Regions from separate parts of the Mus musculus genome. Here region 2 is linked to region 1. A link is a loop called in an ENCODE intact Hi-C map of the cell type or tissue named here. Cell type or tissue: left cerebral cortex. All regions are shown on one strand.

What was found. Hi-C counts contacts between places; a loop is a spot of excess contacts. Peaks named below come from ENCODE experiments on the same cell type or tissue, not always from the same donor. Only the 100,000 strongest peaks of a DNase experiment are listed, where the experiment ranks them.
Region 2: a loop joins it to region 1, with 8 times the contacts of the local background. A loop is called at or near these places in 2 of 42 quality-filtered maps.

The regions. Positions count from the first base shown.
Region 1 is chr2:85,283,213-85,287,212 of GRCm38, reverse strand. No RefSeq gene overlaps it. Among named protein-coding and RNA genes, the nearest start is that of Olfr987, 47 kb to the left of the region's middle. In left cerebral cortex, a CTCF peak has its summit at 3,357 (motif pointing left); DNase peaks (open chromatin) are centred at 1,668, 1,960 and 2,348; H3K27ac peaks cover 1,227 bases.
Region 2 is chr2:85,211,584-85,215,583 of GRCm38, reverse strand. Gm13715 (a long non-coding RNA gene) reads right to left here. Exons shown (of 5, transcript XR_374759.2): 2 at 840-880. Among named protein-coding and RNA genes, the nearest start is that of Gm13715, 5.1 kb to the right of the region's middle. In left cerebral cortex, a CTCF peak has its summit at 1,521; DNase peaks (open chromatin) are centred at 1,108 and 1,644; H3K27ac peaks cover 1,193 bases.

The sequences.
Region 1 (4,000 bases):
TCTGATCTACAAGAGGGAAATTTTCATACCTGACATAGTAATTACTATCAATAGTCCTTGGATAGGAGGGCATTGTAGGTTCCCTCAGGTATAACCTACTATTTTATTATTTTAATAAATGGTCACTGTCAAATGCCTTCTATATATTTATGTGTATATCCAGAGACCTGGTTGCTCTCAAGCATTGTCAGAGAAGTTTCTTTATGTAGTGGGTACCAGTCAAAAGAGAGATATAACTGCTTAAAATACTGAGACTAAGACACTGAGTATTCAGCTCTAAACAGGGCACCTATATCAAACCACCCTCACCAAAGCCCAAGGGTCATCACAGAAGATAATATGAGTAGAATGTAAGAGATAGAGGATGAGGTTTGGATGCCATGAAATGCTGTTTACTGGATGTAAGACCTGAACCAAATCAAGCCACCCAAAATCCCGTCATAGATGAAATAGCTGACCTCCAGACAGTGGAGAGTTGCTGGGGAAGGGAGACTCATTCTTTTCTAAGGTGTGGCTCATTCTTTTCTAAGGTATTGTTTATGCTGCAGAGGGTGGTTGCACCTATGAATATATTGGCAGCACTAACTAGACTTAGACTATCAGAGGGAGGGGGAGAAACAAAGTTGGGAGGAGCATGTTTAGAAAAGTAATTTGGGGTAAATGAGATCATACTTCATTGAATGCACATATGATATTTTCAAAAATGAAACTCCTTTGCAAAAAAAAGTTATAGCTTCAATACATTGATGGAAGCACAACTCAGTTCCTATCCATGAGTCTGTCTCTGAATTGGGACATCTAACCTCTGGGTTATGAAACAATTGTTTCTGTTATTTTAAGCCTCCCAGGTTGTATTAATAGTACTTTTGCTGACAACCCCCAAAAAACTAATACATGAGGCATGCTCATAGCTGCTTTGGTGTGAGGTATCTGTTTTGTACGTGTCAGGAGTTAAATTTACCACTGGGCACAATTCAACCCACATCCCAAGCAAAATCATCAAGGATTTCTTTTCTTCAACTCTCAGCTTCACTTTCCTCTATATGATGGAATTCTCAGATCAACTCTCCTTCCTGGTGATCCCTGGGAAATTCTTCTTTATATTGTATTGTCTTAACAGTCCCAGCAAAAATAACAAACTTTGGTACCATGAGATCATCTCCTTCCTCAAAAGTCCAAAACTACCTAGTCTGAATTTCATTGGCCCAGTTATATGTCCATCCCTAAACCAATCACTGTAGCTGGAAAGAAGCAATATTTATATAAACAGAAAGTGGAAATGGGTGGGAATCTGACTTTGGTACCAAAACAAACTCCAAAGAGCTGCAAAGGCATAAATCATGAAATTTCAGCAAACTGAAGTTTATAAACATCTATGAAATTCTCAGAAGAATATGAAATTCTCCTAGGAAGAATTATGGGTTGTAATGACAAACAACAGATTCAATTAAACAGGATTGGTTTACTCAAACAGAAAGTAAATTTTCTACTGTATTCCAATTTGGTAAAAAAAAAAAAAAAAAAAAAAAAAAATTTAAAAATAAAATAGAGGCTAGGAATAAGATGTAGGAGGCATGAGGCAGAGAAATCCAGCCAAGATTCTGTCTGTGTTCTACCAGCCAAAGAACAGACAACAGAGATATCTTCATGGCCTCTGCATATGGACAGGAGATGAGGCTGTGCCTTCCAACTCCCACCCTCTCACTCCCTCATCCCCCTACCCTCACCCCAACTTAGAATCGTTCCCAAAGAAATAGGGTGCCTAATGTTAGCAAAGAGAAAATTTCATGATCATTCTTTCTACTTAAGGATAATGAGAAAAGCCTGAATCATTCAGGAACCCAAGGTCAAGGTGAGTGAGGCATGGCTTCTTTAGAAACAACCATCAGTCAAGTCAGAGTAATGAAATCAAGCCTATCAACATGCCATTCACATTGTCAGAGGGAAGCAAGGCAAGCTCCTCTGTGAGTGAGAGGTGTCAGGAAGGGAGTAATGTCGTTTCAACTGGTGCTGAAAGCCAAGAATTAAGGTCTGAAGAGACTTCAGGGAAATGACATCCTGAGTGCATGCAAAAATAATAATAGTAAAATAAAGGCAGGCAATAAATAAGATATATTTTTTTAAAAAAATGTTTCTTCAAGCCACATCTCAGTACCTCAAAGATTATCTTTTAAAACAGCTGTTGCTCAACAACTACTTATGGCCTGAAATAAAGGAAAACACTCCCACGCCAACTTTACACTCGAAATAGAAGCTACAAAGACACAAAAATACCCAGGCCGCTATGGCAGCCTGATTCCAGGCTTTTTATGGAACAAAAAGCCATTTGGGCTCTCGAAGACCTCCCTCCTCCTCTCCCTGACTATTGTCCCGTCTCTCCCAAGCACACACTGCTGAGCTGGCAGCAGGGAACAGAGGAGAGCAGCCATCTGGAGCTGGAGCCAGCCTCCTGTTCCTCTGCACCCAGGCAAGCAGGTTCTTTCCAGGGACAGTGGCAATAAAATAAAAACTCTCACTACTGTGTGCTGAGCAATTGACACGGTGAGAGGTAGTCTGCAGCTTCTTGAAGGTCAAATCCTTTACAAACACCTACTAGGTGGGTAATCTGCTCGTTCTGCCTTCCTAGGTGAAGAAACTGTGGCAGAATGTTCATGCTCTTTCTCTCCAGCTATACAAAATAAGTGACTGAAATCTCTGTGTTCTCTTAGCTTGTGGAGGCTGGTCGGGGAGGAGTAGGAATGGACGAAGGTAAGGAATGAATAGTTATACTAAGCCAAATTCTGGACTAAGCAAGCTACAGAAAATCAAAACAGTCCAAATTTATGTAAACACAAGAGTGTGCTTAATCATAGGAGCTATATACAGTTTAAAAATTATTAATATAATCAGCGATATTTGTCTTATCAAAGAAAAATAAATCCACCCTGTAGCACAAGCCCAGTTCATTTAAATCTTTTTTTTCTTTTTTTTCTTTTTTTTTTTTTTTTTTTTTTTTTTTTTTTTTTTTTTGTTTTTCGAGACAGGGTTTCTCTTTATAGCTCTGGCTGTCCTGGTCTCACTTTGTAGACCAGGCTGGCCTCGAACTCAGAAATCCGCCTGCCTCTGCCTCCCGAGTGCTGGGATTAAAGGCGTGCTCCACCACACCCGGCAAAAGTTGTTTTTTTTTTTTTTTTTTTTTTAAAGATTTATTTATGTATGTGAGTACACTGTGGCTTTCTTCAGAGACACCACAAGAGGGCAACAGATCCCATTATAGATAGTTGTGAGCCACCGTGTGGTTGCTGGGAATTGAACCCAAGACCTCTGGAAGAGCAGTCAGTACTCTTGGTTAAGTACTCTGGGCCACCTCTCCTGACCTCCATTTAAATCTTTTAACCCCTTGACATGGACACCATTACTGCCCTCTGTTGGTAAAGTGAGGAATCACAAGGTCCCATCAGTTAAATGATTTACTTGGTGTTTAGGCTCAACCATACTGTGCATGCCTTCAAATAGTACACTAACCATAATATTGCCATTGTTGTTAGTGTGATAGAAATAATATAAGTGATTGTTTTCTTAGGGGGGTGAGGTTTGATATTTAGAGGCAGTCCATGTGACTTTGGATTTCAACTACAACATACAGTTGTATTATCATAGATAGGTAAGTCAGTCTCTCTGTGCATATTCATTTATTTATAAAAGAAAGGGAATAATAGTGTTTCTTTCACAAAATTATTAAGAATATTGAAATGAGAGCATCAGCTATAAGTGTTTAAAGAAATGCCTGGAAAAAATACATTAAATAAAATCCTGTTGCTACTGCTAATCTTTTTGAAAAAGAGAATAGAGTTACAGGGCATATGTTATGTACCCAAGACTACACAGGGAGAGGAAAACTAGAAAGAGGTTTTCGGACCTGTGCTGACCAATAGAGAAGGTAAAGTACAGAGAGGACCAGGGCTTCTTCTCACAGCCTTCAGAGGGCCACTTCAGACAAGCCTAGAGAAATGGTAGATCA
Region 2 (4,000 bases), 72 kb after region 1:
GACCACCCTGGTTCTTCATAAAACCAGCCCTCCAGGGGGCTCCTGCAATAGCACTAAGTTCCTACTTTGTTCAGTTCAGTACCTGCCATGTTTTTCTCTAATTGTCTATTTACACTGCTGCCTCCTCCATACCCATCCCAGGCTGAGAGCCTTGACAACAGAAACTGCAGCTGACTCATCTTTGTAGATACAGTGCCTTTCTGTATACCTTGGCAGATATCAGACACTCAATAAATTCTTGTTAAATGAATGAAGAAAGGAACAAACACACAGAGAACAAATTGGCATGTGTTCATGGAATGTCACACCTCAGCAATTGTAATGAAAGAAATCCATTCCATTGAAGCTTTTCTGTCTACAAAGAATTGTCTTATCCTCTGGAGCCCTTTAGAAGTAGTTTTGACAGATTCTACAGAGTTGTCAGAGGAAACATACTAAAGAAAAAGTCATATCTCTTGGGAATAGGCAGAAAGAGTCAGCAACAGAAGAAGCCTCAATGATGGTCTCTGACATTTCTGGCTCCTCAAGTTACAACACTATGAAACACTATGAACCTGTAGCTTACATACCATCTCTACTCTGGTGCAGGCAGGAAAAAAGTAATCACTGTTTGAACACACAAAAGAGGAGTTCTAAGTTACTATCTGACTTCCCATCCATACTAGATATATTTACTATTTCTTAAAGATATCAGATACCTCTTACCTGAAGGATGTTGAACTTTCTACTCCCTCTCCTGACTGCATATTTGCCCACATCACTTTCTTGCTTTATCCAAGCCTAAGATCACATTAACTAAAATCTTTCCCTGATCACCAAAGCAAAACTATGTATCTCACCTCTTGCAACCCTTTACTCTCCATTCTGCTTGAAGATGGAGCTGTAGAAAGAAGAGGATTGGGGAACAACGTGAGAGATGGTGCTCAATATCATCAAGGCTCTGTTCTCTCTGGTCTTTGTCTCTGCTCCGTTCAATTCCAACTTAACAAAACAGATTATGCATTTGTCATTTTCATGACTCAGTGAAGGACATTTCCCAGTCTCCCCCATGAGAATATGCTCAGAGAAATAATCCAGTTGGCCCATCTAAATCACCACCACATGAGAGGAAGTGCATTTTTAGTGGTTCTGCCTCAGGGTTGCCTATAAATTCTTTAGGATCTCATTCAGCCTCCAGCTTGTCACTACAACCAAAGTAAAGACTCATGCACTTTATCATGCCCAGCTGGACCTCAGCTATATAAACTGGAAATGAGTAAAACTTTAAGACCTAATTTGTCTCCACACAGAAAAGACTGCAGAACAATAGTTCAATTGCAAATTATTTTTTCGGTAGATAATATCCAAGTCAAGAGAGATGTACAGACTTGTGCCTATCCCATACAAAGAATTTGTAACCCTTGACACCAACTTTGAGCTCCTTGTTACTGTGTCATGCAGCTATTTTGTCCTCAACCACCATGAGGTGAAGTGAGGGAAGCAGGCAGGAGCTGCTATTATGGTCCTAGCCACTTGGAGGAAAAAAAAAAAAAAAAAAACAGAAAGCATGCTATAGCACACACAGGACTGCTTAGCCGGTGCCACAAAAACCTGGAAAGCATCACCTGGCAGATGGCAGAGAGAGGCAGCAGCCAATGGGATGGGAGTTTGCAGCCAGCATGGCAGATGCCAGGAGGCTGCAGCTATTCTGGGATGCAGGCAGCGACTGCTCCATCACACCAGCCCTGACAGTCCCTTCTTCTCTAGGGCAGGAAGAATGTCTCCAACCTCCTTCTAGGTCCTCACTAATTAATGTTGAGTCTGCTGCTGAAGACTTTAAGCTAAGCAATCAGGCCAAAGATAACTATCCCATTACAGAAACGAAAATTTCTAAATAGCATCTCCAATCTTGGCAAATGCTTAGTCATCATCCTTACTGGAACTTGACACCTACTTAGCACTCATCTGGTCCAAACGCCCATGTTATTAGATAGAGAAACTGAAGGCAGAAAGAAGATATAGTTTGCCCCCAGTGTTCCGCAGAAAACTTGAAGGAGAGCTCTGTGTCACCTGATATCTGAGTTCGGAACTCTTTCAACCCGAGCTGTTGAGTCCTAGGATGTGGTCTGATTCTCATTCTCGGTCTCATTGTTGTCCACCTTTTGAAGCATGCTTCCCTGGATGGATCAAGTCAGGATCTTTATGCTCACATTTCCCAATAAAGGCCATACTAGAACCTCAGGCATGATTTCCCATTTTAGCTCCCCTTTCCTACCCTCATATACTGAGAAGTGTACAGTATAGTCTTAAGACCCCCACTTGCTTTCTGGACAGAACTTGAGTTAACCCAGAGAATCCACTCTTCCTGGTCCCATGTCTTGGTCCTTCCTCCAGGGCAGTTATCTCTTACTTAGGCAAAAATATCTTTGCCCTAAAATACTTTCCAAAGAGACATCAAAACAAAAGAGTACTTAAGAAAAAAATTCCCTCCTCCTTTGTTCTTAACCAGTCTCAGCCTTCTTCCTACTGTCCGTACCTTCTCTGCCCGGGTGGACAACAGACGTTCACTTACTGAATTTGTAATTAAGGCATAGGCTCTACATGTAGCAAATAGACCAGAGTTCGAAGCTCTCTCTGCAACTGATTATAGCCTAGACACTTTCCATTTGCCCGTTTTCCATCTCGAGAAATGAGGTATGATGATATGATCCTCCTAGGGTTGGGAGTGATGGTGAATTCGGTTCCATGTCTAAGATACAGTAAGCTCTCAGTGTCTTTGAGTAACGTGATGATGATAATGTCTGCACAGCACATACTGATGGGAAGTGTCATCACTGCCTCCTCACACCTCCTGCTGCTCTCAGCCCCTTTAGCCTACTTCTGCCAGGAGACCTTTCCTGATCACATTCATCTCTTCAATACTTTTGTTTCGCCAAACTCCACTCTCATTCAGATAGTGCTAAGTTGAAATGCATGTCTGATCACTCGGAGTTGGCATTAGTCACGCCTCCTCACCTAAAACCACAAACTCCCATCAGGGAAAACCAAAGGCCTTTGTCCTCCCAACAATGCAGATTCCAGGGTCAGGTACAAAGAAGGTTCTTGGGTTTTAAAAAAAAAAAAAAAAGCTACTGAGTGAACAGTCAGAGCAAAGCCATCTCAGAACCTTCTACTTTCACCTTCGCTTGCTCTTTCAATCCTTGGAACCTCTGGTATAGTGACCAGACCTAGAAGTCTTCAAAGAGGGAGGTCAGCATGTTTTTGCTTGTGATCCAAAAGAGAAATTTAACAAGATATGTGCTCAACAACAAGATGTTCTTAGAAATTCTCAGAGGAAGAAAATGCTTTTTTCCATTTCCACAGGAAGATACCAAGGCTCAGAGAGGTTCAAAGATTGACCCATGCTCCCGCCAAAAAGAAAAAGAGCAAGGGCTTGCTATAGTACTCTTAACATCTCCTCTGTACAAGCTGCTGCAAAGAGATCATGTTAGTATCTCTGTCCTCAGCCACAGTAGTCTCAGCAATCCTTTCCCTTAGCCAAGAGGAGAGAGAAAGGTTTACGGGCTGGAACTGCTCTTATGGAAGGTGGAAACTCTATTCCTAGCACCCATATCAGGTAACATACCCTGTCCACAAACCCCCACACATACACACACATATCCACATGCTTAAAAATCATTTTAAAATAAATTAACATTTCACCTTATGATCTGAAAAGATGAAATAGAAACACTCTTCTTTATAGGAGTGCTCTAAGAATTAAATAAAATAGTCCATAGTCTCTGCATGGCACTTAATCTCATGCTTGGCATGAAAAGTGTTGAAAAATGTTATCTGTACCTTAATGTCCTCAAGAGCAAAGAACAGAGGCCTAGACTCCAAAGATGTGGAGAGAGGCTGTGTGTTTACATATGGAAAGGAGCTATGCTATGCCAGAGCCTATGAGGTTTGGTACAGAAATGGTTTTAGCAGCTAGGTTGGGTTGTCTTAAATATCCCAATTTGAGTTCCTATTAGGAAAA